2 separate regions of the Homo sapiens genome follow, and region 2 is linked to region 1. Evidence: read pairs that join two places in POLR2A ChIA-PET (ENCODE). Cell type or tissue: Panc1. All regions are shown on one strand. Links, peaks and the distances in the headings refer to the core of each region. The heading gives the core; the rest is flanking DNA.

Region 1 (15,973 bases), core at 4,865-9,864:
AGTCTATCATTGTTGGACATTTGGGTTGGTTCCAAGTCTTTGCTATTGTGAATTAGTGCCACAATAAACATACTTGTGCATGTGTCTTTATAGCAGCATGATTTATAGTCCTTTGGGTATATATCCAGTAATGGGATGGCTGGGTCAAATGGTATTTCTAGTTCTAGATCCCTGAGGAATCGCCACACTGACTTCCACAATGGTTGAACTAGTTTACAGTCCCACCAACAGTGTAAAAGTGTTCCTATTTCTCCACATCCTCTCCAGCACCTGTTGTTTCCTGACTTTTTAATGACTGCCATTCTAACTGGTGTGAGATGGTATCTCATTGTGGTTTTGATTTGCATTTCTCTGATGGCCAGTAATGATGGACATTTTTTCATGTGTTTTTTGGCTGCATAAATGTCTTCTTTTGAGAAGTGTCTGTTCATGTCCTTTGCCCACTTTTTGATGGGGTTGTTTGTTTTTTTCTTGTAAATTTGTTTGAGTTCATTGTAGATTCTGGATATTAGCCCTTTGTCAGATGAGTAGGTCGTGAAAATTTTCTCCCATTTTGTAGGTTGCCTGTTCACTCTGATGGTAGTTTCTTTTAAAGGGGATATCACCACCGATCCCACAGAAATACAAACTACCATAAGAGAATACTACACACACCTCTACACAAATAAACTAGAAAATCTAGAAGAAGTGGATAAATTACTGAACACATACACTCTCCCAAGACTAAACCAGGAAGAAGTTGAATCTCTGAATAGACCAATAACAGGAGCTGAAATTGTGGCAATAATCAATAGCTTACCAACCAAAAAGAGTCCAGGACCACATGGATTCACAGCTGAATTCTACCAGAGGTACAAGGAGGAACTGGTACCATTCCTTCTGAAACTATTCCAATCAATAGAAAAAGAGGGAATCCTCCCTAACTCATTTTATGAGGCCAGCATCATTCTGATACCAAAGCCAGGCAGAGACACAACAAAAAAATAGAATTTTAGACCAATATCCTTGATGAACATTGATGCAAAAATCCTCAATAAAATACTGGCAAAACGAATCCAGCAGCACATCAAAAAGCTTATCCACCATGATCAAGTGGGCTTCATCCCTGGGATGCAAGGCTGGTTCAATATACACAAATCAATAAATGTAATCCAGCATATAAACAGAGCCAAAGACAAAAACCACATGATTATCTCAATAGATGCAGAAAAAGCCTTTGACAAAATTCAACAACCCTTCATGCTAAAAACTCTCAATAAATTAGGTATTGATGGGATGTATTTCAAAATAATAAGAGCTATCTATGACAAACCCACAGCCAATATCATACTGAATGGGCAAAAACTGGAAGCATTCCCTTTGAAAACTGGCACAAGACAGGGATGCCCTCTCTCACCACTCCTATTCAACATAGTGTTGGAAGTTCTGGCCAGGGCAATTAGGCAGGAGAAGGAAATAAAGGGTATTCAATTAGGAAAAGAGGAAGTCAAATTGTCCCTGTTTGCAGACGACATGATTGTATATCTAGAAAACCCCATTGTCTCAGCCCAAAATCTCCTTAAGCTGATAAGTAACTTCAGCAAAGTCTCAGGATACAAAATCAATGTACAAAAATCACAAGCATTCTTATACACCAACAACAGACAAACAGAGAGCCAAATCATGAGTGAACTCCCATTCACAATTGCTTCAAAGGGAATAAAATACCTAGGAATCCAACTTACAAGGGATGTGAAGGACCTCTTCAAGGAGAACTACAAACCATTGCTCAAGGAAATAAAAGAGGATACAAACAAATGGAAGAACATTTCATGCTCATGGGTAGGAAGAATCAATATCGTGAAAATGGCCATACTGCCCAAAGTAATTTACAGATTCAATGCCATCCCCATAAAGCTACCATTGACTTTCTTCACAGAATTGGAAAAAACTACTTTAAAGTTCATATGGAACCAAAAAAGAGCCTGCATCGCCAAGTCAATCCTAAGCCAAAAGAACAAAGCTGGAGGCATCACACTACCTGACTTCAAACTATACTACAAGGCTACAGTAACCAAAACAGCATGGTACTGGTACCAAAACAGAGATATAGATCAATGGAACAGAACAGAGCCCTCAGAAATAACGCCACATATCTACAACTATCTGATCTTTGACAAACCTGAGAAAAACAAGCAATGGGGAAAGGATTCCCTATTTAATAAATGGTGCTGGGAAAACTGGCTAGCCATATGTAGAAAGCTGAAACTGGATCCCTTCCTTACACCTTATACAAAAATCAATTCAAGATGGATTAAAGACTTAAATGTTAGACCTAAAACCATAAAAACCCTAGAAGAAAACCTAGGCATTACCATTCAGGACATAGGCATGGGCAAGGACTTCATGTCTAAAACACCAAAAGCAATGGTAACAAAAGACAAAATTGACAAATGGGATCTAATTAAACTAAAGAGCTTCTGATTGATTCTTTCTACTGCTTGGTGTTCCTGACACTCCTGTTTGTGAAGAAATTCCCACATTTTTCAAAGAAAACTAGAGATTGAGACTTCAGCTGTGTGACAACAGAAACTGAAAACCAACTCTAAGGGGCTAGAATATAACCTGCCTTTTAAACAAATTGTCTTTTTAGGCCTGGATGTGTTCCAAGGGTGACTGAGGTTGGACTGTAGTGGGAAAGCCAATATCACCAGATGAACTTTATTTCACAAGGAACAACCAGGATCCCCAAATTGGAAGGACATTGGTGTGTCATCAAAGAATGAAGCATGACTTTGTTACTTTCTAGAATTGTACCCATTCAATGGTCTAATAATAAGAAAACTTCTGCAAAAATAACGTCAATGCTTTTTCTGTAAGGTAAAAAAAATCTTATAGTGAGAACCAGACTTGATTCAACATACACTCTGGAGATTAAACTAAAATCCAGCTTTAAAACTGTACCCTATAACCAGCATGGGCATTATAGTTTGTCATATTCAGTACACTGTTTGTTCTCTCAGAGGCCATATGCATTATTTTGTAAAAGATAGTTTCAGGCAATGCCTGGAACATCTGTTGAATGATCAATCTTTGCATAGTAGCAAAAGGAAAATACATTATTTCTGTTTTTATCTAGAAATTTCTGGAAAACTTGCAATGTCTTTTTTTAATGTTATGCCTTTGTTTCATGTAGTTTTCCAGACAAAATAATGAAGACATAAGCAAGCCAAGAGAGTTATCTAAGTTGAAAAGTTTGGATTGTTCTAATTATACCTAATTAGAGATCAAAATGAAAAGTGCTTAGGGTGAAACCATTAATCAAAAAGAGGTCACTGCTCACTACTCAACAGAATTAAATGTACCAATATGATTTCCTTTTCTAAGTAAGCAATGTACTAGTCAATCATTACTTACAACGTGACCCATTTAAATAATTAAACTATATTTCAGGTCTTGTGTGCTATTTGAAGAGGAATAATGAGGTCTTTAATAACAATTTCATGCTTGAATTTTCATATCTGGAGGAAAGAAAGCCAATGTTCTGGAGTGGAGGATGAAAATATTAAAGTGTTTTTCTGATATAGAAAGAAAAGAATATACTACTACCCTTTCTTATTCTCTAGATTTGGCATAGATTCTTTGAGAAGCCATTAATATCTACCTAAATAAGCATTCTCTCACCCTCTTTTTAAACTCCCAGTGATGCCAATTTAAGTAGAATACAAATGGCATTCTATCTCACTATGGAATTGAGTCATAGACTCATGCAATGAGAGAATGGACATGATAGAGATAAATGCAGCTGTTATGGACTTAATCATGTCCACCTTAAATTCATATTTTAAAGCCCAACCCCAAATATGACTATATTTGGAGATATGGCATTTAAGGAGATAATTAAGGCTAAATGAAGTCATAATGGTGGGATCCTGCTTCATTATGTCGATGACCTTATAAGAAGAGAGAGAAAGAGACACCAGGCCTGTGTGAGTACAGAGAAAAGGCCATGTGAGGCAACAGTGAGAAGGCAACCATCTTTAAGCCAAAGAGAGAGGCCTCTGGAGAAACCAAACTTGCCACCATCTTGAAATTGAACTTTCATTCTCCAGAATTGTGAGAAATAAATTTCTGTTGTTTAAGTTATCCAGCTTGTGGTATTTTGTTATGGCAGCCCTAGTGGGCTAATAGAGCAAGCCTACAAATAAGAACATACCACTGTGTTCTAATAAACATTGCCATCAAATTTGGTATTTCTAATTTAATTAGCCTTCTCTCTCTTATTTATTTACTTTTTCAACCAACACAGACAATTTACTGATGCTAGGATCAGCATTGGAAAAGATCAGAAATGCCTCTGCTCTCACAGATCTTATGTTCTCATTGAGATACAGAGAAAATAAATAATGAAACAAATGATAAACTGTAATTTCTGATAATAAGAAGTCCTGAGAAGTAATTAAACAGTAAGATGATAGAAAGCCTGGAGAAGGGTCTACTTTAGGGAGAGAGATCTGGAAGGCCATTGTGAGGAGGTGGCATTTAAGTGGAGAATTGGAGAGTGAGAAGGATCTGAGTGAAGAGCTGGAAAGGAAGTTTTTCAGAGAAAGGGAATAGCCAGGACAAACTCGTAGTGATGGGAATGAACTTGGTTTGCTTGAGACACTGGAAAACAAGCCAGTGTGACTATAATATCCTGAACAAACGACAGGGTGGTATGATGCATTGAAAGAAAAGGCTGGTCCTAGAGTAGTACACAGAGTGAATGTTAAAAGTCTAGGGATTCCATTTTCCATTTTATATAGCAGTCACTCATATAAGACTATACTTTCATTTTTCTCTCTTCCTTAATATATTGTCTTGTCTAAGCTTCTGTGAGTCTACACTTGCCTCAGTTTCCTCATAAACTACTGACTGTTCCTTCTAAAACTCCTGTTTGGCCCTTCTCTTTTGTACTGGAAATGTCAGAGGATGCCAGGGGCTAGTCTTTGCCCCCGTCTCTCTTTCTCACTCATCCAGGCTCTTGACGTCACAGTGGTACTTCAATTCTACCCTGGCATGGCATTAGGTGTTGTCATACTATAATTAACAGCTAAACAAGCTCTCAATGCCCCCTCCCTGCCTACTCCACACCTAGTTTTCTCTATCTCATAATGGCAGAGCCCTCCCGAGACTTGATGGCTCCAGCCCAAAACCTTGAAAATGTCTCCCTCTCTCTCACCTGCATTTTCATAATCTACCATTTAGCTCCCCAAACACCTCAAATCCACCCACTTGTCTTCACCAAGTCCAGTCATCATTTATTGCCATAACTATAGCAATAGCCTCTTAATGATCTATGAATTTCCATCTTTGTTTTCCCTGCCACCTGTTCTCAATTCAGTGACCAGTGGTCTTATAAAGGCAAAAGTCAGATTACATCATTCCCTCCAAAGGCCTCCAATGCCCTTAGAACACAATCTGACCTACCCAGCCAAGCAAGTCATGGCTTCACCTTATCCCGACTGGCCTCACATCACTCTCCCCATTGCTCACTGGGCCCCACTGCACTGATCTCACTTCTTTTTTTGCAATACACCAAGCTTATTTCCACTTACTGTGGACCAACCACACTATTATGTCCCCACTCAGAATTCTCTCTCCACATTTCCATGGGGTGACTCCTTACCTCAGCTCAAAAATCTCCAAGAGGTTTTCCATAGCCTCCCAATGTAAAGTGGCCCTCTCCTTACCCACTCCACTATTACCCTCAATCTCATTACACTCTTTCCTTCTTTGTTCTTTCCACAATCTGAAATAATGGGGCTTGTTTAATCATTCACTGTCTCCCCTTAGTAATATGTAAGCTCCAAAAGGCCAGGACATTTGTCTACCTTATTTATTGCATGTCCCCCATTCTATGCCAAGTAAGTAGATGGAATCTATAGTTCCTTCTTGCTTCTATGTCACAAAAACAGAGGCTGTTTTCATAGGGATTTCCAAGGTAGTTTTTTACAGTACATCTGTGACTAGGATGAAATACATAGGTACGTCTTCCCTCACTGCCAAGAGTTTTACTGATGGAAGTGAACTGGCTCTCCAGAGGAGCAAGTATTGGTTCTAAAATCCTGTGTTTAATAGGACAACATTGCTACCAGATATTCATTGTGCCTTTGTTTTGCATAGGGTGACTTATCTTGCATCATGCAAATGCTGCAAAAAAAAATCTAACTGTATTTCTCTTTTAACTGTTCTCAAGGAGTTCATAAACTAAATAATAAAAGAGATGGAAAAACAACTGCAATGTAATATATAATGTCTAATAATAGAAATATGGACCTAAAAGCATAGGTAAGGGGACAGTTCATGCTTCTTGAGGGTATGGCAGCAAAAAAGACAGCACAGACTGGGGTGACATTGGGCAAGTCTTTGATGGACAACTGTGAGAACCAGAGAAGGAAGTAGGACATTACTAAAGTGGAAACTGTCTAAAAAGTTAGCCAATGTAAATAAGCATGAATTTTTTAAGAGAGGCTTTTTTTTAATAATAAAAGTTTCAATGCCACAGCAAGACAAAATAATACTAACAGTTGTATGCATGTGATATCATAGCCTCGAATTACACAAAGCAAAAGTAGATAGAACAAAAACTAGAAATAGGTAAGTTAAATGCCATAGTTGGATATTTTCATACGTTACTCTCAGAGTTTGATAAAACAAGTAAATAAAAGATCAATAAGGGTACAAAAGATTGAAACACAAAGTTGGCTGAATTTCTATATGTAGAACCTAATACTTAACATTTGCAAAATACACATTCTTTATAAGTACACATGTGACCTTTGATGATGTAGTCAGAGAAGAAAAATGCATGAAACTTTCTAAGAATAATGAATCATATCAAAGATGAGCATCAGCAGTTATCTGATATAGCTTAATATTGGGGATGGTAATATTTGGTTTCCAACTCTACAATTCTAATTTGCATGCTGACACTATAGATTAGAGTTAACAAAATGATTAAATCAAGTTTGCAGCTGTCTTTTGTTTAGACTGCAATGTTTTATAGAATTCTAATTTGATGCCAACATTAAAAGTCAAGATTTTTGTGTCTTCTTGGGAGACACATCTATTTAAGCCCTTTGTCCATTATTTAATCAGGTTATTTGAGGGTTTTTTTTTTTGCCATGGAGTCATAGGAGTTTCTTACATATTTCCAATATCAACACTTCTCAAATATATGATTTGCAAATATTTTCTCCCCTTCCATAGGTTGCCTTTTCCTTTTGATGATTGTATCTCTTGCTGTGCAGAACTTTTGAGTTTGATGTAGTCCCACTTGCCTAGTTTTGCTTTTGCTGCCTGCATTTTTGATATCATATTAAAAAAATCATTGCCAACACCAATACGTAGGAGATTTTTTTTCCGTTTTCTTCTAGGAGTTTTAGATTTGAGGTCTTATAATTAAGTCTTTAATCCATCTGTATTAATTTTTGTATATAGTGTACAATACAGATCCAACTTCATTCTTTTGCATGTGGATACCCAGTTTTCCAAATACCGCTTATTAAAGACTCTTCTTTTCTCATTTTGCATTTTTGATGACCTTGTCAAAGATTAATTGACCTAACGTGCATAGATTTATTTCTGGGCTCTCTTTCTGTTCCGTTTGTCTACTAGTCTCTTTTTATCCCAGGTTTATGAAAAGGTGCTTGCCTTTACTAATCATCAGGGTAGTGCAAAAGAAACATACATGAGATATCACTTCACATCTGTTAGCATGGCTATTACTTTTAAAAAACATAACAAGTGTTGGTGAAGATGTGGAGTAAAGGGAACCTTTGAATACTGTTGGTGGGTATGTAAATTGGTACAGCTGTTTTGGAAAATGGTGTGGAAGTTCTCATAAAAAATTAAAAATAAAACTGCCATCTGATCTAGCAATTCCACTTCTGGGTATTTATCCATCCAAAGAATTGAAATCAGGATCTCAAAGAGATACCTATACTCTCATATTCATTGTAGCATTATTCACTAAAGTCAACACATGGAAACGACCTAAATGCTTATGGATGGATGAATGGATTCAGAAAATGTGGTACTTACATACAATGGATGTATTATTCAGCCTGAAAGAAGAAAGAAATCCTTCAATTTGCAATCACATAGATGGGTCTGGAGGACTTTATTCTAACAGCAATAAGCCAGACACAGAAAGACAAATACTGTATGATCCCACTTATATGTGGAATGTAAAGTAGTCAAACTTGCAGAAGCAGAGAGAAGAATGGTGGTTTTCAGGGGCTGGCGGTAGAGAGAAGTAGGGTGATGATGGTCAAAGGGTACAACATTTTGGTTATACAAGGTAAATAAATTCTGGAGATCTACTATACATCATAATGCCTATATGTAACAATATTGTATTGTATACTTAAATTTTGCTAAGAGGATAGATTTTTGTGTTGTGTTCTTACCATAAATAGTATTAACAATAATAATAATAATAATAATAATGAAGAAGAAGTAAGAGGAAACTGGGAGGTGAGGGACATGTTTACAGTCTTGATGGTGGTGATGGTTTCACGGTGTGTACTTACCCCAGACTCCTCCAGTTACATATATTAAATATGTACAGCTTTTTACATGTCAATAACAGCTCAGTAAAGTGGTTTTAAAAAAATTAACTCAGCAGATCTTACATAAAACTGCGAATTGCTGACTTTCTTTGAAAGACTAAAAACTGTGTCAAGGCTGGTGGACGCTCTTAAGAAGCTATCATGGGCTGAAGCTGACGGACTGGCTCATTTAGGTGGGACAGGCAAGCAGGTTTGACTTTGCCAGAGTTCCCTTCGCACTTAGGTAGGACCCTCATTTTACCTGGCACTGTGCATTCTAAGCTTACTGCTTCTGCCTTTTGACTTAATGTATTTACTCTGACAAGAAAAATTAAGAGATTTAAGAAAAATGTTTAAGTCAACATTTACTGAAGTGTAATGTACATTAAGAAAAGTGCATTAATTGGTAGGTCTTCATACGTTCTCACAAAATAAACTCATTTATGTGACCACCACATAGAACAATAAATAAAAGATTACAACATCCCAAAAGTCTCTCTCATGTTTCTACCCCTCGTGATTATCAACCACAGAATATAAAAACTATTCTAACTTCTAACACTGTGGATTCGTTTTCACTGGTTTTTCACTTTTTAAAATGGGATACTACCGTGTACTATTTTATGTCTGGTTTCTTTCAATCAACGTAATAATTTTGAAATTCATTCAGCTTACTTTTACAACAATAAATTACCCATTTTCTTTGGTGGATCGTATGCAATTGCGTGAACATATCATAATTTATCCATTCTACTACTGATTGCTCTCAGTTTGCTTCCAGTTTGTGGCACTTATTTATAATGCAGTTATTAAAATTCTTTTACATGTCAATTGATGTACATATCTGAGTTTTTCTTTGGAGTATACATGTAAAAGTGGAGTTGCTAGATGAAAAAGTAGGTATACGCACAACTTTGAAGGATACTGCCAACAGTTTCCTAAAGTGGCTGTATACATTGACATTCTCACCAGGAGTAGCTGAGAGTTCCAGCTGTTCATACTGTCACCATCGTTTTGTATTGCAACATTTTATTTTTTTTTAATTGTAGTCATTTTGTTGTTATGTATGGTATCTCATTGGAGTTTTGATTTGCAATTCTCTGATGACTAATAATGTTAAGCAATTTTCATGCATTTATTTGCTATTTCAATGTCCTTTGCTGGGAAGTGCTTATTCAAGACTTTAGGCTATTTTTAAATGGGGGAACTATCTGTTGGCTTTCAGTTTGTATGTGTTCTTTATATATTTTGCATAAATTTCTTGTATGCAGAATTTGGATTAAAATATATTCTTTTAGTCACTGGCCAGCCTTTCACTCATTTAACAATGTATTTTGGTAAACAAAACTTCTTAATTTTTATGATGATAAAAAAATTATTTCAATTTTTATCAATCAGTGCTTCATCTTCCTTTATCATGAGTGCTTTTTGATCAGTTTTAAATTTTACTTTTGAATTGTTTATTGCTAATATATATTTATAGCCATATCTATTTAATATAATGTGAGTGATCTTTGTGTGTTTAACTTGTAACCTGCAACTGTAATAAATGTACTCATGTTTTATATGCTCAATGATGGCATCTTTTCTTATCTTACTTCACATTTTAGGACCTATGAGACAATGGTGAATAAAGTTATATTAGTTGTCTCTTACAGCATAACAAATTACTTTGACATTTAATAGTTTAAAACAACAAACATTTACTATTTCATAGGCCAAGAATGTGGGTGATGCTTATTTGAGTGCCTATGGCTTAAGATGTTTCATGAAATTATAGTCAACCAGTTACCTGAAGCTGTGGTCTTACTGAAGTCTCCAATGGAAGAGTGTAGAAAAGGTGATTTATTTCTGAACCTACTCACATGTTTGTTGGCAGGCTTAGGATCTTCAGTACTTGAGCATCTTCACATGGCTATGTCAAGAGAGGGCAGCTGGCTTCTCCTCTGGAAAATGACTTAAGAAAGACCACCTACAGGCACACAAGAGAAAGAGAGAAAGTGTGTTTAGATGGAAGCGACAGTCTTTTTATAGCCTCATCTCAGAAAAACATTCTATCACTTCTGCCATATTTGTTAGAAGTGAATCAGTAAGTCCAGTCTTGACTCAAGGGGAGAGAATTATACAAGGGTATCAATACCAGAATATGGAAATCATGGGGGACTGTCTTGAAAGTTGCCTAACACGGAAGTGGTGATAATGGGCTTCTTTGCCTCAATCCTAATCTTTGTAGTGATATTTCCAATATTTCACCATAAATTATACCGTTTATTATAGTTATATTTAATACTGTCTTCAGATTGGGAACATTCTCATCTATTCAAAATTACTAAAAGGTTGTTTTTAACTATGAATTTTTTGAATTTTATCCAATATTTTCTCTGTACCTATTGAGATAATTATTATTTTCTCCTTTGTTTTGTTAATGAGTGTATTTTCTTTTTTCTTTTCTTTTTTTTTTTTTTTTTGAGACAGAGTCTCTCTCTGTCTCCCAGGCTGGAGCACAGTGGCACGATCTCAGCTCACTGGAAGCTCCGCTTCCCAGGTTCACGCCATTCACCTGCTTCAGCCTCCTGAGTAGCTGGGACTACAGGCGCCTGCCACCACGCCCGGCTAATTTTTTGTATTTTTAGTAGAGATGGAGTTTCACCCTGTTAGCCAGGATGGTCTCAATCTCCTGACCTCGTGATCTGCCTGCCTTGGCCTCCCAAAGTGCTGGGATTACAGGCGTGAGCCACCGCACCCGGCCTGTTAATGAGTGTATTTTCATTGATGAACTTCTTAAACGTTAATCAGCCTCAATTTTCTAATATGAACTCAACTTGGTTGTGGTGCTATACTTTTTATATATTGATAGGTTTAGTCTGTAAACTTTTCTGTTAGCATTTTTCCACCAATGTTCATAAGAGAGACTGATTTATAATGTCAATCTCATTATATGTCAATCTTTCTGTAATGTCACTGTTAGGAATTGCTATCAGAATTTTTCTGACCTTATGAGTTGAAAAGTGCTCCTTGTTTTTCAGAGTGGGTATAAGACTGATATTTTCTCCGTAAATGTTTGAAAAAAATTACTAGCAAAGCCAGTTGGGTCTCAAGTTTTTTGTTTGGTTTTATTCAGTGTGAATTTGATTACTTTAATAAATATTATTCTATTCAAATGATCTATTTCCTGTATCACTTTGATAGTTTTTCTCAAAACTTTTCTCAATAGATATGAGGTCTAAAATTTACTAAAATAAAATTGTTTATCAAATACTCTTATTTTCTTTTTAATGTCCATAGTATCTGTAATAATGTCTCTCTTACATTCATTATATTGGTAATTTTTCACTTCTCACTACCTTTTTTATGGTCAAAGCGGAATCTGGTCATTTTTAATAATGTTTCCAAATAACCACCTTTTGATTGTTGATAATGTCATGTCTATTATATCTTTATTTTCTACCTCATTAGTTTTATTAACTTTCTTATATTCATTGTTTTCTTCCTTTTACTTTCTTTGGATCTAATTTGCTGCCCTTTATCTAATTATTTGGAGTGGATACCTTAGATCATTAATTTTCAGCCTTTCTTAATTTCTAATACATCTAAACAAGGCTTTAAATTTTCCTCTAAGCAAGACTTTAAGCTCATATTTTAAAAGGTTTGATGTAATATGTTTTCTTTTTCATTGAGCTTAAAATATTTTCTAATTTTCACTATTTTTTGACTCATTGATTCTTTAAACGTGTATTTTTAAATTTTCTGTCACTTGAGAATATCTAGTTAGCTTTTAATAATTCTTTTCTATCTTATTTCTACCCTGAGCAAAATAACCTGCCAGATTTCAATCTTCTCCCATCTCGAGACTTGCTTTACCCTTCCGCATACGATCAAGTTTGCTAAATGTTTCCTGTGTGCTTGAATGTGGATGTTACATTTGCTGGCTACAGTGGTGTGTACATGTCAGTTGGATCAATTAATAAGTCAACTTTTTTATTTTTACTTTTTATTTGTTTGCTCTAATAGTTACTTAGAGGGTTACATTGTTTGTCATCATGATTGTGAAATTTATTTCTCCTTTAAAATTTGTTAACTTTTCCTTTACATATTTTGAGGCTTTATTTTAGATTATACACATTTAGTATTAACATTTTTCTGGTAAATTGGTTCTTATTTATTCATTTTTTGCCAGCCTTATTTAGGCTATAATTTACATATCACACAATTCATCCTTTTAAAATGTAAACTAAAATGGATTTTAGTATATTTACATAATTGCAAAATGTTACTACAATCAATTTTAAAATATTTTAAACCCACTGACATTTGTGGTAACTCTTTGTTCTGCTACCCTAACCTCCAGCATAAGCAACTACTATTCTAATATTTTCTGCATAGATTCGGACATTTTATATAAATGGAATCATACAATATGTGATTTTTTTTTTTACCAGGTTTTTAAACTTAGTATATATTTCAAGATTCATTTATGTTGGGACATATAGTAGTATTTTCTTCCTTTTTTATTACCAAACAGCCATTCATCTTATGGATATTCATTTTTATATACATCCTTCAATTAGTAGACATTTTACTTAATTCTACTTTTATGCTATATGAATAATACTGCTATAAACATTTGTGTACAAGTTTTATGTGGGTATATGTTTTTGTCTGGGTATATTACTAGGAGTGAAATTGCTGGGTATTATAATAACTCCATGTTTAACACTCTAGGAAACTGCCAAACTGTTTGTGCTTATTTGCCATTTGTATATTCTTTGGATAAATGTCTAATCAGAGCCTTTGCTCATTTTTAATTGGGTTATTTCCCTTTTTATTATTGGTTTGTGTGGATTCTTTATAAATACAAGATACATATATATATTGGATATATATGATTTGCAAATAATTTCCCTTATTCTGTGGGTTGTCTTCTCAGATGCTTCATAATGTCCTTTAAAGTGCAAAGTGCTTTTAATTTTCATGAAGTTGAATTCATATGCATTTTTTGGTGTGTGCACTTGGTGTCATATCTAAGAAGGCTTTGCCATGAAGGTATATCATAAAGATATGTTCCTATGTTTTCTTCTATGAGATCTTTCGTTTAGCTCTTACATTTAGGTACATAATTTTAGTTTAGCTCTTACATTTAGGTCTATAATTTATTTGAAGTTAATTTTTGTGTACAGTATAAGGAAGGCATCCAATTTCATTCTTTACATATGGGTATCCAGTTATCCCAGTACTTATTGAAAAAACTTTTTCTTGCAATTAAATTATGTTGAAACTTTGTCAAAAAATTAGTTGACAGCAAATGTCAGGATTTACTTTTGTACTTTCCATTCTTTTACATTGATCTATATGTCTATCCAAATGCTAATACCACATTGTCTTGGTTTTTGTAGCTTTGAAGTAGGTTCTACAATCGGGAACTGTAAATCCTCCAATTTTGTTCTTTTTTTATAAAGCTTGTTTTGGCTATCCTGGTTCTCTTGCACTCTATATGAATTTTAGAATCAACTTATCAATTTCTGAAAAAAAAGTCAGCTATCTGTAATTTTGATAAGTATTGCATTAATTGTGTAGATAAATTTGTGGAGTATTAACACCTTAAAATAATAAATCTTCCAACCCATGAACATAGGTTGTAATATTTAAGTCTTCTCAAATTTCTTTCATCAATGTTTTGCAGTTTTCAGAGTACAAGTTTTGCACTTCTTTTGTTAATTTCATTTCTAAGTATTTATAGCTTTTGAAGCTGTCATAAATGGAATTATATCCTTAATTTCTTTTTCAGATTGTTAATTGCTAGTGTATAGAAATACAATTGGTTTTGCACATTTGTCTTACATCTTGAACATTACTGTGCTCATTTATTAATTCTAATTGTTTCCTTACAAGATCCTGTCTTCTAACAATAGGGTTCAATATTATTACCCAGTCACACCTGGGGTAGAGCTTCTGCCCTGTGAATGGGGGTGGATGGAAGAAGGGAGCCCCAGACTTTTCAGCTGCTCTTGCTTGGAATAGAGCTTCTGCAACACAGATCTGGGGGTGGTAATGAGAAATGCTGTCAGCCTGTCCTTTCTGAGAAGATACCACGGCCCTTGACTGGGAGCTGGGAGGAATGCAAGCTCTGTGTTCTTGGCTGCAACTCCTCTTGGCTGGAGTAGAGCTTCTGTCATGCTCAGCTGGAGAGCGGGGGAAGGGAGCACGTCTTTAGTTCAAATGCCACCTATTTTTACTGTTCTTAATAAGATTTAGAAGATTTTCTTAAATATATATGTCTCCATTTGCTGGATGCCCTTAGACATTTTCCAAAAATTATAGATTTGTGTCATTGTTTTTCCTTTGTTAAAACTTACTAATTTTCACCAGTTACAGTTGTTTCACTGGGCAAAGGATCCTCTGAGCTCCTCATGACATCATTCAAGATGTGACTCTTGTCACTTCTTTTATTACTATAAAATTCCCTCATTATTTCCTGAATCCTAGTTTATTAGATAATAATATAACTACATCAGCTTTTTAAAAATGAGTAGTATTTGCATAATGATCTCTACTCTTTATTTTCAGCCTGCCTCTTTTCTCATATTTAAGGTACATTCATTATAAACAGCATATAACTGGGTTTTGATTTTGAATCAGTTCACAGTCTTTGTTTTCAAATTGGAGTATTTTTTTCTAGTAGTTTCAACATATTTGGGCTCAAATCTACCATAATACTTTGTAATATTTTGTTTAATCTGCTTTCTGTTCTTTATGTCTTCTTTCTTGCCTTCCACCAAAATAATCAAATAAATTGTATTATTTAATTTCCCTCCTTCAATAATATGTTTAGTATAATTTTCTCTATCAACTTTCTGGTGGTATTAGAAATTACCATATGTATCTTTGACTTATCAGAGTCTATATAAATTAGTACTATTTTCCTTTTCTAGACAGTGCAAAACCTTGTATCACTTTAATTGTCATTTATTCTCCTCCAACCTTTTGTACTATTGTTTTCTTGTAATTTAATCCTACATTTATTTTAAACACCACAAGGCAGCATTATTACTGCTTAATATATAGTCAATAGACATTTTCCCAGTGCTTTGGGAGGCCACAGTGGGAGGGTTGCTTGAGGACAGGAGTTCAAGATTAGCCAGGGCAACATAGCCAGGCCCCATCTCTACAAAAAAAATATGAAATAAAAAAATTAGCCATGTGTACTGGTGGGCACCTATAGTCCCAGCTGCTCAGGAGGCTGAGGCAGGAGGATTGCTTGAGCTCACTAATTTGAGGATTGGTGAGCTATCACTGTGCCATTGCACTTGAGCCTGAGCAATAGAGCAAGAATTTGTCTCTTAAAAAAAAATAAACGTTTAAAATTTTCAAAATATTCACCCTTTTCAATGTCTGCCCTTCTA
Region 2 (15,973 bases), core at 10,972-15,971, 250 kb after region 1:
GCAGCTACACAATGGATGATAATTATGTACATCTACCTTTTTTAATATGTAAGAAAAAAAAGTTGAGCCACAAGATTTTAAGTATGGATCTTTATTTCTAGTGCTACTATTAATGATAGTTAATATTCAGAGAAAACATACTGTCGCTGTGCAGGGAGCTCAGCCCTTTCCAAGCATGACCTCATTTAATCTTATAGCCACCCCATGCGAGTAGGCACTGTTAGGATCCCTGTTTATGCATGAGAAAACCAGGCTTAGAGAAATTTAACACTTTGTCTACAATCAAACAACTAGTGGGTATCAAAGCTAGGATTTATAATGGGATATGTAAGGCACTAAAACCTGTGAAGGTTTTCCTTTTTTCCTTTTTTAATTCTTTCCTTTTTTCCTCTTTTTATTTCCTTCTTTCTCTTTATATCTCTGTATGTTTCCAAAGAGATAATATATGCATATGATAAAAAATTCAAATGCTAGACAAATTCAAACATCTAGACAAAATGGTGCAGAGATTTAACATTTGTTCCTTTTGTTGTTGTTGTAAATGAGGCTTGGTTGTCTGTAGAGGCAGAGGAACACGGTAACATCTTGACATCAGACACTGGTGTCATAGATGCCCTTTCCTCAGAGGACTGAGATCATGGTTTTTAGAATGAAAGAGTTAAAGAAACCTTGCTGTTTTTTTCTTTGAACCGGGTACCTACCCTTAACCCTGGAATCCCTCAGTGGGGCCTAGTGCCAGTTCCCCTGCCTCCCTACAGTGACCAAGGGCAGGCAGGGGTCAAGAAACAACTAGAATGGGGCTGGGGTCTGCACTGCACAACTGTTCTCTCACATTCATGCTTCCCTCCCAGTCTCTGAAGATTCCCTCCTGCCAGAACATTTTGTGTAGAATTCTAAGGAAATCAGAGTCTATCCCTGTACTAACCAACATATAAAATTCCAATTAGAAGAGAAGTTGTTTGGATTGGTCATGATGGATGGCCTGGTGACAGCTGTCAGTCAGACGAGACCTGATGGGCACCAGGACTGAAGGCAGCAGCACAGGAGGTAGGAGAGGAAGGAATCCTGAGCAAATAGCCATGCTGTTTACTTGCCAATGACATCCCCACTTTGCAAAGACATGATATGGTTATTGATCTCTCACTGAACCTGTAAGAATCAAACACAACAACTCAGTTTTATTCATTTCATAAATGGTTTCCAAGTGCAGTCAGACATTTAATTTGTGGAACACTGAGCGAAGAGGTGATTTCTGCTGGTTTAGGTAAGAGAGAAACGGTCTAGTGTAATACTCAAGAATGAGCTAGATCTCCTGGATTTAAGGCTTATTCTACAGCTTATTAGCTCTGCTATGTTGGGCCAGTGACTTGACATCTCCATGCTTCAGTCTCTTCATCTGTAAAATGGAAATACAAAGCGGGTGGGAGGTGTTGTGAGGATTGAGTAGATTAATGCATGTAAAGTGCTTGCAACGTTGCCTGACATGTCACTGTCTGTTAGCTGTTAGCAGTAGTTGGGCTTTTTATAGAGGGCTGGTGACTTGTGCTTGTCTGAATGCAGGAAACCAGGCCTGTGTAGCCTTCGGTCTGTTCTAACACTGAAGTTTTGTAGTTGAGTGCTGACTGTGGTGCATAAACTGAGCATTTGGATACCTACATATCACACCACAAGGTTTTGGAGGGGCTCACTTTGCTTTAATCCCTGTTTCATCCAGTTTCTCTTTTTCTCCACATGCCTTCACAGAGGCAAGGGGAGCATGCTGAGTCTAGAATTTCTAATCAAAGCTAACCACATCCCTGTCATTGTTGGATAATATTACAAATTAGACACGTTGTTCCTGTTTTGACTCAGAATCACAGCAGGAAGCAGCTAAATAAAACTGAAACAACCCACAAGTGCCTTTCACATAAGTGATTAGGGTAATCGCAGTTCTGTACTTGCCAAAGGGATTCATTCCCTCTTCATTTTTTCCATGGAAAGCTTGCTTTGGGCCACAAGGCCTTCTCTTTGAATGACTGCGCCATTATTGGCCAAGTAGTGCTGATAAATGGTACCTGTGGGTTGTTGTGGGATTTAAGGAGATGATGCTTGGGAGCGCCCAGCACAGTGGCTGGCACACAGTAGGTGCATCCTTTCTTACTTCTTCTTCCCCTGATTAACGAGAACACTCTACACCAAGACACATACCTCTTCTGAACGGTATAAACCGTTGCTACTGAAAGTGTCTAGACCAGCAGCAGCAGGATCACCCGGGAGCTTATTAGAACTGCACAACCTTGGGTCCTCTGGGGCCTATTGCATTAGCATCTGCCTGTAACAAGGCCTTCAGTGATTTGTTTGCACACTGAAGTGTGAGAAGCACTGGTGTGAACTCACCAGGTAGGGATGGAACCAGAGATGGAGGTCTTATTAACTTCATGCTGGTAACTCCCTGAGCTAATGGGCCCATGAGGAATAAATTTGGTCTAAAGCCTGGTCATTTGGAAATGAACTAAATATACTTTACTCAGTCAGCTTGTGTAACAGAGCTCTCCAGTGGCATGTGGGTCTTTTTCAGCAGTGACAATAGTTTATTTTTTAAATATACTCCACAAATGTTGTTCTGGTGTGGATCTTAATGTGGAGAAAATCAGACACCTTTTCAGTAAGCATTTCTTTTGTTTCTGTGATCATGTTCATGTTAGTTTATTGTATTTGTATTAGTTTATCTGTGGGACTATCCCTTAATATTTCCCAAAACAAGAAGACATTTGCGAATGTTTTCAAGATGCATTGTACAAGATACTGTTTTGAACTGGATCAATGAAGGAGATGTTTGGTGGCCTTGGAAAGCCCTGGAGAGTAATAGTGTGGTTCTAAGAAGAGTTGGCCTGAATCAGTTCATTCTTGGGTTGTTTGCTAAGATTGTCTGCTGAAGGTGGGTACGTGGAAAACAAGATGGTAAGCCAAGGAGGATGAAGGGAGGCATGCTGCTGGACCACTTCCAGCTCCCAAATGACTGGATCTTGGCCATCTTGCTTTTCCTGCTAACTTAGAACTGAACTGCTTATTCTAGAAAATGAGAGGCACTGGGGCCATATAGGAAAGGGATAGCATTGGACCCAAGTCCTAGACTTTCAGTAGTTTGTTTGCAGGACCAGGGTCCCACCCCTTTTCCAATTGAAATGTAGGCAAGGTGGTGGCAAGCCCATGGCCTAGGCTGTGGGAACTCATAGAACAACTATAGTGATGATCGCTGCCTTGGATTGCAGCCTACTCTGAATGTGTGCACCTGTGCTAACTACTTTCAGGTGTGTTGTCTTGTTTCATAGACTCATTACATTTTTATGATGAAGTGAAACCCGTGAATTGGCTCCTCCAGACTTCTCATTTTAATGACAAAAAAGTGGGTCTCCAGAGAGGAGCTGGGATTTTCCAAGATCTCATAGTTTGTTCCTCACTTTTTGTCCGTAGGAGAATCATAGAAGAACCAGATAATCTTGTCTCTTATAGAAGGAATACCCTTACCCTTCCACATTCCCGTGGTGGTGGTGTGTTTGCTTTTTTATCAGTCTTAACCCATGGGAGGCTGCACAACTTACATAAGAGGCTACCTGTTCTGTTTGCCAAACGGCAGCCCAGACCCATCACTGAGCATGTCCTTGGCAAGAGGCACAACCTCAGGCTGACACTGTTTCCATGTCCGTGAGAAATGATGTGTATAAACGATGGCCAGTAAGATGCTCATCTGTTGGGAAGACAACAGAGGGCAGGGCTGAGAGCATGGCTTCCCTGCTGATTGCCTGTGTTCAGATCCCAGCTCAGCCGTGTGTAAGCTCTTGGTTCTTGGGGTAACTACTTGTTTACCTCTCTGAAAAATGGGAGTAGAAATAATGAATACTTTTAATAGGATTATTTTGAGGATAAATGTATTTATTTATGTAGAGAACTTGGCACGGCACCTGGCACAGAGTGAGCACTTAATGAATTTTGACTGTAAATAGTTATTACTGTTCCACTAGATTCAAATTTCTTATCTTTGCCTTTAGCTGGATGAGTGAGGAGATTTGTACCAACGTCATGTATTCTCCTCTTCCCTGCAAATTCCTCCACCTGAGTCCTATTGAGGTGCTCCCCATTATAAGGAGTCCTGTGAATCAAAGTGGTATGTTTACTGTAAAGAATGTGGAGGATGCTGTTCACTGCATTGTATTGTTATCTTCATGAGGAAGCCAGGAGACATTTATTTTGGCTCTCTGTTTTAGAAAGGTGTTCTCCTCATGACGACCTGTTTGCCTCTGATCTTAAGGACACTTTGAAGCATACCGAGCAGGGGTCTGCAAACTTCTTTGATAACAGGCAAGATAGTAAATATTTTCAGCTTTGCAGGGCAGAGTCTCTGTCACAGCTACTCAACTCTTCTGTGGTAGCAGCCACAGACAGTGTGTAAGTGATTGGACGTGGCTGTGTTCCAGTACAACTTCATTTACAAAAACAGGGCTCAGGCCAACCCCTGATAGAGATATTCATGGTTTTTGTGTTTCTCTCTCAAATGCTAACTACCAGAAAAGCTTAGAGTCAAATCTGAATCATGCTTCTAGCAAATATGTACCTACACATTTAGCATACTAATATCACTCTTGCTTACCAGTTTTTACCCTGTTTTCTCACATTTATATTCCATTTGTCATAATTATAGCTCCTGTCTTGACTGTATCTTCTTTCACTGTGTTTTTTGTTGTTGTCGTTGTTGTTGTTTTTGGGAATGGGATAGGACTGTAAGTAAATAAATCAATTATATCTTGCTAGCTTAGAAACCAGGACTTGAGTAACCACTTCTGACTCAAAGTTCAATCTATGTGGTTAAATAGGGAAGCAGACCATAAGATGTATGCCCAGTGGTGCACGTTGCTGACTCGCAAGCTATGTGCAGGCTTTAGCATTTAGTGTGGTGATGTGTGCCCTCTAACCTGAGATGTTGAGAGAGGGGCAGAGAAGAAGACTTCTTGTAGCCACAAAGTTTCATTCCTTCCTCTCTCATTGTTGTAGCATTTCTTTTAAGTGAAAACAGCCTTTTTGGTTTGCTAGCCTATCTCTGGCAGGAAGACAAATTATTTTTTTACAGTATCAGACACGCGGTTTCCTGTCTATGTTTAACTTGCTAGCAGAACATCTCAGCCAGCTGGTTCCCTCTGGACCCATTGTGTCCTTAATGTCGTTGCTTTACACCATCCAGCAAACCCACTCTGTGTACTGATCGCATGCATTGAGCATTTTGTTGACTTCCGTTGTTTTCCGAGTAAGGGAAGTCTTAGAAATGCTGCCCTCTTTCTCCCAAATCTCATTTTATGTTTGTTCAGCTCCAACACCAGGGAGCTGGCTTCTTGGGGAAATGATTAGTTCTTGCATGTAAGAAATGAAAAGAGTAAATGGTGTTTTGGTAGCTCTGGGGGATTTTAGGTATGCTGCCTTGGAACTGTGCACTCACGCCTCAAAATAGCTGGCTTTCCAGCTGTGCATTTTTGTTTCAAAAGAAACAAACCAGATTTACTTTCTGGTCTAAATGCAGAAGAAAAAATAAGTGTGGAAATATGGTTGAGAAAAGTTGTTAGAAGAGGAAGAAAATTATGGATTAAAGTTGCTAGTCTCATTCCTGAGAAGAGAAATCAGTTATTTGAGGTGATGACTCAGAGCTGAAGCAGCTTTTTGTTGTGAACCAGCCTTGGTTAGAAAGCACACTTGGAATTCATCAATATGGCCCTATGTCTGGCCAAGGAAATAATAAAGATTTTGCATGATAGAGGACACTGTGACTCAGTTGAAGGAAGCTTAGAATGTATTTGAACTGAATTAAGGCAAAAGCAACTCGCTTTTCAAGATTTTTTTTTTTCCTAAGTAGCAAAGTAAACAAAGCTGCACTGAGGCCAGATGTGCTTTCTGGTTGTGAATATTTGTACTCTAGAACCTCATTCTGGTATGAATCAGCAGAGTGGAATCTAGTATGGACACAGGCTGTCTCAAATTCCATCCACTGGATATGAGTGGCCAAGAAAGCAGTCGGACCCATACTGCTGGTGCTGTAGCAAGGTTCGGGTGGTTCCTCTGCAGCCTCAGGTCTCTCCCACTGCGGCCTCCATGTGTTCCATAAACTCCACACCCATGAGTAATGGCAAGAAGGGTCCACTGAGACCTTTTGCTGCTTTGCGAGTGTCTCAGTGTCCCACCAGGGGAAAAAAAAGGCTCAGGGAGGTGGCTAACCACTGTGAAATTGACTTTTATTTCCACCCACGTATACTCCAGAGGCTGTATTCACCACCATTTGGACATCTGGATGACTTGCCTTTGGAAAGTCCTTTTGTATTCTAAATCGCTCCTGCATGTTACCTGTTGTGGAAAATATCAATTTTGCCATTACAAATTATGCTTTTTTTTAAAAACATGTTAACTTTTAGAGAAATAATTTATATTTGCTTATCTACTTTTAAAAATATACATATATATGCCTTTTGTTGCCTAATTAGAGGATATAGTTGGTTCCAATGTCAAGAACAATTTCTCTGAAATGTAGTCATTAAAATTATTCCCATGTCTTTCATTTTCCAGGCCCCATCCTATTCGAAATACCTGTTTCTTCCACCAGGCTGATGTAGTTATGCTTAGGCTTGGCTGCACATTGGAAACACCTGAGTAGCTTTAAAAACTACTCATTAACTGGGTCTTACTCCTGCAGTTTCTGACTTAATTGGTCTGGGGCCTGGTATCAGGAATTATTTTTTAATTCTTCAAGATATTTTAATATGCAGCCCACATTGGGAACCACTGGACTCAAGACAGTTTGTTCTGCCAAATCTTTTTATATTTTTCGTCACGTTCCCCCTGTAGCCTGGAAAGGGACGGTAACAATTAAAGAATGGCAGCTACCACAGGAAGGAGCCAAAATTATGCCTTCGAAGGTTAGAGGAGGAGAAAAACCAACACCTGTTTTACCCCATCCTTGGAGGAATAGCAAGACACTTTAAGAGGGGATATTATTTTGTTTTCTACAACAATTTACAAGCAATTGCTTTGGAACAAGGTCAACGGCCTCATTGGGAATAGGCATCTTAGCTTTTAAAACTGATTAAATTATACGTTAAAGGAAAGCACATTTTAAACCTTAATGTGTCCAAAAGGTTGGATGGCAAGGTTTGGGTGCTACTGCCTTGGCAGAGACAAGGCAGGGACCAGGGAGGCTGTGTGCATGATTTTAGGAGGTGAGAAACTCAGGTGGGAAGGAATTGCAGAAGCCTGTGGTTCACCTGGAAAGCCAGGGAGAGAGAGAGGATGTATTCTGGTGACCTAACAGGTATTGTGAATAATGAATATGCTTTTCCAAAGCGATCTGGTCTCCCTGTTGGAGAGCATCCTGAAATAACTTAAGAAATGTACCTTGCTTTCAGGTTTCCTGAGAACATGAGGGCCCCTAGACAGAGTACAAGGTGTAATTCAGACAGCCAGCCAGAAAAAGAATTAAAGAATCAGGGCAGGTGTGGGGATCCTAACAAAACCTAAGCTTTTAGTAGTCAGAAAACTGCAATAACACAGAAAAGAAAATGAAAAAAAATCTTGTTCCAAAGAACATATATCAGGTGTGAAACTCTCTTTGTGGGAGGACAGATGTGTCATCATTTCCTGGACAAAGCCTGGTACCTTGTAGGCACCCTCCTAATGTTGGTTGCCCTCCTTTTAAAGTCAGAGCAAGAGAAGTAGCAGGAATCTATATCCTAAGGAGGAACATAAAGGGTGAAAAGCACAGTGGAAGGGATGCCTAAAAGAGCAAAGGCTGAATCAGGGTTTTAATGGCCTGAAATGACCAATTTTCTAAAACTTGACAGGTAGATGTAAAATCAGACATATAGGTTCAAACAATCGATTGCAAAGGAGCACTTGTCAAAACACTGGCTGGGAATCTGCTCATGTGATGAAGACCCCAGGGTTTAGAGGTGAGTTAAGGTCATTTTGAAATCAGGATGATCTGGCTGAAAGAATCAAAACAAAACAGAAAGAACAAACCATCAGGAGCCTTAAACTCCACTTGGTGGAAGAGGAGGTGAGAGTCCTGCTGTAATCTTTGCTACACAAGTTATATTCCAAGTATTATATCTGTGTCTATCAAAACACATGATGAAGAATCTTAAATAGCAAGCGTGGTTTCAGAGAACAGATCACTTTACCCTTAGAAAAAAGGTCCTGGCATTTATTGGGCGCTATATGCTGGGCAGGCTGATTTTAGGGTCTGATAAATCTGTCAGACTTTAGAGTCTCATCAATGTATCTCTTGAAAAGTAACCGAGGAAAACATGGCTGTTCAACCTGAAAATGAAATGATCTAGGGGTTGTGAGTTTCATATCCAGCAGGAGTTTAATAGTTCTCATCCCATAGAAAACGGATTCATTTTGTTACTTTTTGCTTTAGAGAACAGCAGAAGGACCAATAATAGAAGCACACAGAGGCTACATTTGACTTAATGTAAAGAATAATTTTAAACATATCCCAATATTTAGACTTTATCCCAATATATCTGCAGTTAGAAATATTGTGATTTGATTATGGAATGATAACAAAGGAATGATGTCCTTCTACCATAACATTTTCAGGCAGAGGTTTCACCTCTACCTCTCATGGGTATTCTAGAAAGAGATTATCATACTGGATTAGAATACATGCAAGGCTTTTCCATCTGGGAGAGAGATAAGAAGGAAATAATACAAAGGAGACTGTGCCATGGGATAGGAGAGGTGGCGAATAGCTTTGTTCTGAAATATGTGCAGTTGGAATAAAACAACCACATTGATTGGAGAGAAGACTTCTTTCATCATTTGAGGAAAAAATACTCTCAAAATATATCCAGAATGTCAAACAGTGCTATCAATAGCTAGAAGTTAAATTAAATCCTTCATTGCTAGTGAGCTTACTGTCCTTTTGTTGTTTAATTGAAATGACTTTTTATTGTTTGCCTAAATTGGTGTGCTTTTTACTAGGATGATGGATGGGGAAGCATATCTCATTCTACACTCCTCCACCAGTTAATTGACTAGAAAATTATCATGGGCCATTTTCTCATTGGCTAGTGCTGAATACAGCTGTACCAGAGCTTTGCAAACAATTCCACTAAGAAATTTTTTGTAGGAGGAAAGCATCTCTATGGCAGAGTACCAAAGAACTTAACTTTATTTTTGCTAAACTGTTTAGCAAGAATAAAATTTACCTCTGAAACTTGAATGTGTAAATGAATCACTGAGAGAACTTTTAAATGTAGATTCTGATTCAGTTAGTTGAGGACAGCGCTAAGACTCTGCATTTCCAGTAAGTTCCCAGGGGATGCTGATGACTGCTGGTCTGCGGGCACACTTAGAATAACGAGGTGACAAGTTATTCTTTATGTAACATGCCAACAAAATTTTTAAAGGTACAGAAAATGATGGCAAGATCTTTGAACTCTGCAATATGAAGCATATATGTGAGTGCTTAGCTTTCACTCTCTTTCTGTGTGTGTGTGTGTGTATACAGATACTAAGACACAGATACATTCACATATATACATCTAAATATATATACAGTACAGTCCATATTCAGATTTCTTCAAGGTTAATGGGTCTATTGTTTAAATTCGGAATCCAGTCAAGGACAACACATTAAAATTGATTGTTTTGCCTCTACAGTGTGTTTTTTTGGTTTTCATGACATTGACTTTGATTTGAATAGGTCAGACCATTTCATGTACTTTATAAAGGCACTTTGTAGATTTGTCTGATGATTTGATTAATTCAGATTAAACATTTTTTAAAGATTCTGGTGTTTTTATTGTAGGAAGTTTTTTTAAAACAGTAATTCTGCAAAAAAGCAAGGTTTGCCATTTGTATTCAGTCATATTAGTAGCAAGACGACTACAGATGCATACTTGGATGATAAAACAAGTTTAAAAGCTCAAGAAAATGATAACTATAAAAGCCAGGAATAGTGATTACTTTTTAGAGGAAGGGAGGGATCTCCGATTGAGTTGGGGAACATGAACAGACTTCTGGGGTGGCCAGCAAAATTATATTTTCTGACCTGACCAGTGGTTACAAGAGTGTTGATCTTATAGTAATTCACTAAGCCAGACACTTGTTTTATGCACTTTTCTGTATCTGTGTTTTATTTTGGAATGAATTCTTTTTCACAAGAGAGAAATCAGAGTAATTTCTCTAGTTTTGAGGGCCATACTGTGCTCTTGGGCCAAGTATATTATTTTAAATACCCTTAGGAGAAAGGAAAGAGGAAGAGAGGGCTAACTTTTTTGGGGGGGGGAGTTGGGGGGGCAGGGGGAGATGTTCTCGTTCTGTTGCCCAGGCTAAAATGCAGTGGCACCATTATAGCTCACTGCAGTCTTGAACTTCTGGGCTCGTGATCCTCCTGCCTCAGCCTTTTAAGTAGCTCAGATTACATGCCCACACCACCACATCCAGCTAATTTTTTTTTTTTTTTATACAGACAGGGTCTCAATATATTGCCCAGGCTGGTGTCAAACTCCTGGGCTCAAGTGATCCTCCCACCTCAGCCTCACGAAGTGCTGGGATTACAGGTGTGAGGCACCATATCTTCCCCCCATTTTTTTTTAATCATCTGAGTGGCTTCAAAGCTTTTGTTCTTTCCATACCACCAAGCTATCTCCTTAACAATGAACTGTGAGATCCATTTAATAATTCTGAAAATTTCCAGTCACTTCTGTCACTCATAGAGGCCAGACTTAGTTGCAAATAAGGAGCCATTTGCAAATGTCAGAGTCTTGTTACATAAATATTTTTTTAAAGACAAATGTCAAATTCTTTTTTTTTCTGTCTTCCAAAGATAAATGTTAGTATGCCATAAAAAAAAATACAAACTGGCAGAAAACCTCAAGGGGAAATCCTGTGGTATACTTTCCTTTGGAGTGATTGAAAAGTAAACAATTTGTCTTATAACTTGAGTATGCATGTGCGCACACACATGCACACGCGCGTGCGCGCACACACACGTTGCTCTCAGCCTCTTTTATGTCCTTTGTTATGCCGACACCAGTTCCTAAAAGGAACTTAAAACTGAACCTCCCTAATCCACTATTTTAAATAAAAGTCACTTGGTTAAAAAAATAAAAGCATTAAATTAAGGCCAACTTGGTAAATAAAATCCTATGTGGATCAGTTAATGTGTCTTGATAAAAAGCAAATCAACATAGCTGAATTTGGGAGATAGGCTCCTACTTTAATATTTGAAGTAGTTTGGCAATTCCTCCACTCGGTAAAGGAGTTTAGGGTGAACATTTAGTGGGATACTAATTTATCCGAGCAATAGAAAGGGACGTGGATGACAGTTTTTCGCACACCTTGGTGTATTAGTGCACTAATGAGCCTCAGATGCCAAGAGAGATTCTTGTGAAGTTGGCAGTGAAGCTCTAGCCGCAAGGATGTTCACATGCCAGCATGTTCACCTAAAGCGAGAGTATATATGCAACTGGCTGAGATCCAAAGAAGGAAACTGTGCTAAAGAGAGATAGCTGAGGGGAAGGAAGAACTTCCTGTCTCAAGTCATGTTAATTATAACATTAAAAGGACAGCATTCATTTATTGAGTACTTACTAGGAACAACTTTTACTTAACAAGAATACTTATTTACTAAGTAGACAAAAATGTTGTAGAAGCAACCAAGGTTCAGTATCCTCCTCTGTAAAACGGGGGTAAGAGAATCTAACTCATACATAGGGTTATTGGAGAAATAAAGTAGATCATGTTTACAAAATAAATTGTCCGGTGCCTAACCCAACAAAGCACATCGTATATGAGTTATCTTTCTTATTGTTACAAGATTTCAAAGGAGGGCTTCTCCTCAAATTCTACACTGCGGAGCTCCCTTCCCACTCCACAGAAGCTCCGACAGCATCCACAGTTGTCCATGTGCAGCACAACAAATCAAGCCAGGCAGATCTCCCATTGGCACTAGTTACCAACTTCCTAGAGAAACCCATCAATCTCAAAATTCCTGCTCTAGCAAGTCCTGGAAAAGAGACTAGAGCCCAAATGCCTTCACTCTGCCAAGGGAGCTTCCCTTTTTGTGTGTCTGTGCCATGGACTTCTTGAAGTAGGGAAGCCTGTGGACCCCTTCTCACTGTGATGTTTTTTAAATGCATAAAATAGAACATGGAGTATTTCAAAGAAAACCAATTACATTGAAATACAATGACCAAATATTTTAAAAATGAATTTGTGTTATAGTAATATATGTTTCTATAATAATGCTTTAAATAACAATAGCAGCAGATCTAAACAATTGAAATGTCTAAATGGTGAGCGTAAGTCACATGCTGAGACGTCTGCAACAACAAACTCATAGGTACAGCTGATACTAGGAAATATTAATTTTTAATTAAAGGTTAGAGAAAATAAAAAAAGATGCAATTTTTGCCCATTCAAATTCACAGACCCACTGAACTCTATTTATGGAACCCAGGCTAAAAATGTTTACTATTATAGCCTCATTTTTTTATGGGCCTTGGATAAATTCCACCCTTATTTTTAATGCCCTTCAGAGCTATATCTGGTTCAATGTTATTACTATTCATGGAAGGTCCCAATAGTGCAACAATTATGTTTTGAGCTCTGCTAAGATCTAGGCCATGAGAATAGGCTCTGAGAAAAGAAAAAGATTTGGGGGTTCTCCTTCACATAAAACTTTTTATTTCCTGGCAGGAAAAAGATGCATATTTACAGAGACACTACTAAACTGTGGTTCTTAGTTCAGAACAAAGGAATATAATCCCCATACCCAAAATATACTCCTTTAGACACATTATACAAGAATTGCCAATGTCAGTCGGTGGATGGCTGTAAAATCACTTAGTCCAGGCTACACTAAAGAAAAACACTTTATCAAATTGGGAGCTTATATAAAGTCATTCTTCCCCTCCCCCGCAACCCCTACCCCCCCATCCCCGCCCGCACAAACACAGGGTCTTGCTCTGTTACCCAGGCTGGAATGCAGTGGCAGGATCATAGTGTGCTGCCGCCTTGAACTCCTGCCTCAAGTAAAGTAATCCTCCTGCCTCAGCCACCGTAATAGCTGGGACTACAGGAAGCACCACAGTGTCTGGCTAATTTTTTTTTTTTTTAAGTTTGTGTAGAGACAGTCTCACTATGTTGCCCAGGCTAGTCTCAAACTCCTAGGCTCAAGTGATTCTCCCGCCAAAGTGCTAGGATTTCAGGTGTGAGCCACCACACCCAGCCTAAGGTCATTGCCATTCTTAGTTGGCTCTCACCAATATGAAGTTTAGAGATCAGGTATGGGGTTGAGATCAGAAGTCTCTCCAATCAGGCAATGCTCATTGTAAATACCAGCTTTGCTGTTGCCTAAATTTATCATCTGGGAAAATTACTTAAACTGTCTGATCTTTAGCTTCCCTATCTGTAAAATGGGGTTTATAATAATAGCAGTTTCTACCTCATAGGGTTTTTCTATCAATTAAATTTAAATATTCTATAAAATCCTTAGCACACAGCCAGGAACTTAGTAAGTGTTCAGTTTATGAGTTTCTCTGTAACTGGCGGCTGATGAAAAGAAGCATTTCCTGTTGGTCTTCGACTAAAGGAGATGCTGGCTTGTACCTACACCAACAGCTGTTGGGTTTTCTAGTAGCAACCCAAGGGTTAATACTGCCAGAGGGTGTGGGTGGCTCCTGTTTAGATAAAGCCACATCCCAAAGCTTCCTTCCAGCCCTGGTTGCTATTGTTAGAGTTTTTCACCACCTCTTTGAAGTTTCAAGATTGACAGATGTTATTCAAGAATTCCTCCCCCTCAAATTTTTTAAGTGTAAGTCTTCTAAAGAAATAACAGGAAATTTTAGGAGAAAGTAAAACTTTGGTTTCTGACATTGAACTGGGGATTTCTAGAATCTTCTTCAGTCAGTGCCACACATAAACTTAAGGGGATTTCTGTTTTTGTGTTTCCTTTAGGCTAAAAAGGAATTGAAATTAGCAAATACGACTGTTTTTATAGATATTTAGGAATTGTAAAATAAAATTATCCATGATGAATCAACATTTCATCTGGACGTTTTAGTGAATTAAGGACAAAGCTAAGTAATTATGCAGTTAATATTTAAATTTTTTCAAATTGTATTTCTCATATGTGAAAAAAAATTGACTACATATTCACATTTGGCCAAAGTGAAGTCTCTCCAGATTCTGCCAATGAGGTTATTAAAATAACACCTCTAGAACAGGGGTCAGCAAAGTTTTTCTGTGAAGGGCCAGATAGTAAATATTTTAGGCTTTCTGGGCCAGATAAGATCTCTGTTGCATGAACCTCTTAGTTTTATTGTTTTTTAAACAACTCTTTAAAAATGGGGATGGAAATCATTCTTAGGTCATAGGACTATACAAAAGCAGGCCATGGACTTCTGAGCCATAGTTTGTCAAACCTTGCTGTAAAATATAAAAAATTTGAGAAGTATCATTCCACGTAAGTAATCATTCAGCTTCTAAAACAAACGTTTGTTGAATACCATAAATTGCCCCATTCTGCCCCAGGTGCTGTGTATATCATGATGATCAAAACAGACCTGGCCACTACCCTGCTTTGTCAGGAGAGAAGCAATCAGATAATCAAGTGGATTTCTGATTATAAGACATTCCATGTAGTTACAGACACAGAGACCGGAGACAAGTGGGTACTTCAAGCAAACACATTCATTGGATACCACATATAATAGAGGTGGAGTTTCAGGCAGGGAGCATTGTGGAAGTGGTAAGCCTAAGTGGAAATGCCGACTGCTGGATCGGCTGTTGTGTTTGAATTTGTGTTGTGTTCATCTGCCCCCTTAATTTTGTTTGCTGTACAACAGGGACAGTCCATACATCTCCACAAGAGCATCTTTTTTTTCTTTTGCATTCAATCATTCTGTAATTGCTTTGTCCCACCCCATTTCTGCCCTACTCTTGCCTGTTCTTTGTCCCAATCCAAGCCTCCCAGTGTAAGAATTTATGTTTTTAAGGATCAATCACCAAATTTTCTCACTTTCCCTATACTTTTAAAATGCATTCATATATCTTTCCAAAAAATGGTGATTTTTTTTTTCCCTCTTGGTTGCTGGAATTCTGATATCTTGGGGTTACTTCTCTGGTTACTAGACCCAAGATTTTCATCTAGAATATATAGTCAGTGGAAGTTGGCATTTCCACTCAGACTTACCTTAAGAACAAGTAATCATATTACACATAAACCTTAAAAATGGATATGTACCAGCTTCATTTCTCACTGTTTCGTTAGATGAAAGTTTCAGATGCTGGGCCAAGCGCAGTGGCTCACGCCTGTAATCCCAGCACTTTTGGAGGCCAAGGCGGGCAGATCACAAGGTCAGGAGTTCAAGACCAGCCTGGCCAACATGGTGAAACCCCGTCTCCACTAAAAATACAAAAAAAAAAAAAAAAAAAAAAAAAAAAAAAGCTGGGCATAGAGGCTAAGGCAGGAGAATGGCTTGAACCCAGGAGGCAAGGTTGCAGTGAGCAGAGATCGTGCCATTGCACTGCTGCCTGGGTAACAGAGCAAGACTCCATCTCGAGAAAAAAAAAAGAAAGTATCAGATGCTGAAGTAGCTATGTAGACTGGGGTATATAACCTGGGGTTCATCATCATGAGCCAGGAAAATTTAGGATATGAACACACATGAGGAGTTTAGGAGTGGAGGTTTAATAGGCAGAAGAGAAGAGAAAGAGAAACAATTCTCTCTGTAGAGAAAGGAGTCTCCAAGCGGAAAGGACGGGCCAGTGGTGAATGTGCTGGATTTTATAGTCCCGTTTGAAGAGGCGGTGTCTGATTTACATAGGGCTCACAGATTGGTTCAATCAGGTATGACGTTTACATAGTGCATGGGGAAGACTGGTCACCCCACCCTAATCTTATTATGCAAATGGGCTTTCCAGTTGATCAGCACCATCTGGTCTG

The links. ChIA-PET counts read pairs that join two places held together with the same protein. Peaks named below come from ENCODE experiments on the same cell type or tissue, not always from the same donor. Only the 100,000 strongest peaks of a DNase experiment are listed, where the experiment ranks them.
Region 2: POLR2A ChIA-PET joins it to region 1 with 7 read pairs; 2 of 35 experiments call an interaction of 5 or more read pairs at or near these places.

What each region holds. Positions count from the first base shown.
Region 1 is chr3:30,411,822-30,427,794 of GRCh38, forward strand. All of the region lies in intron 4 of LOC101927995 (a long non-coding RNA gene), which reads left to right. It overlaps LOC105377013 (a long non-coding RNA gene), which reads right to left. Exons shown (of 4, transcript XR_940683.2): 4 at 7,919-10,545. Among named protein-coding and RNA genes, the nearest start is that of LINC01985, 99 kb to the right of the region's middle. In Panc1, for the core only: no CTCF peak of the experiment used is centred there; no DNase peak of the experiment used is centred there.
Region 2 is chr3:30,653,679-30,669,651 of GRCh38, forward strand. All of the region lies in intron 3 of TGFBR2 (transforming growth factor beta receptor 2), which reads left to right. Among named protein-coding and RNA genes, the nearest start is that of TGFBR2, 55 kb to the left of the region's middle. In Panc1, for the core only: no CTCF peak of the experiment used is centred there; no DNase peak of the experiment used is centred there; H3K27ac peaks cover 1,577 bases.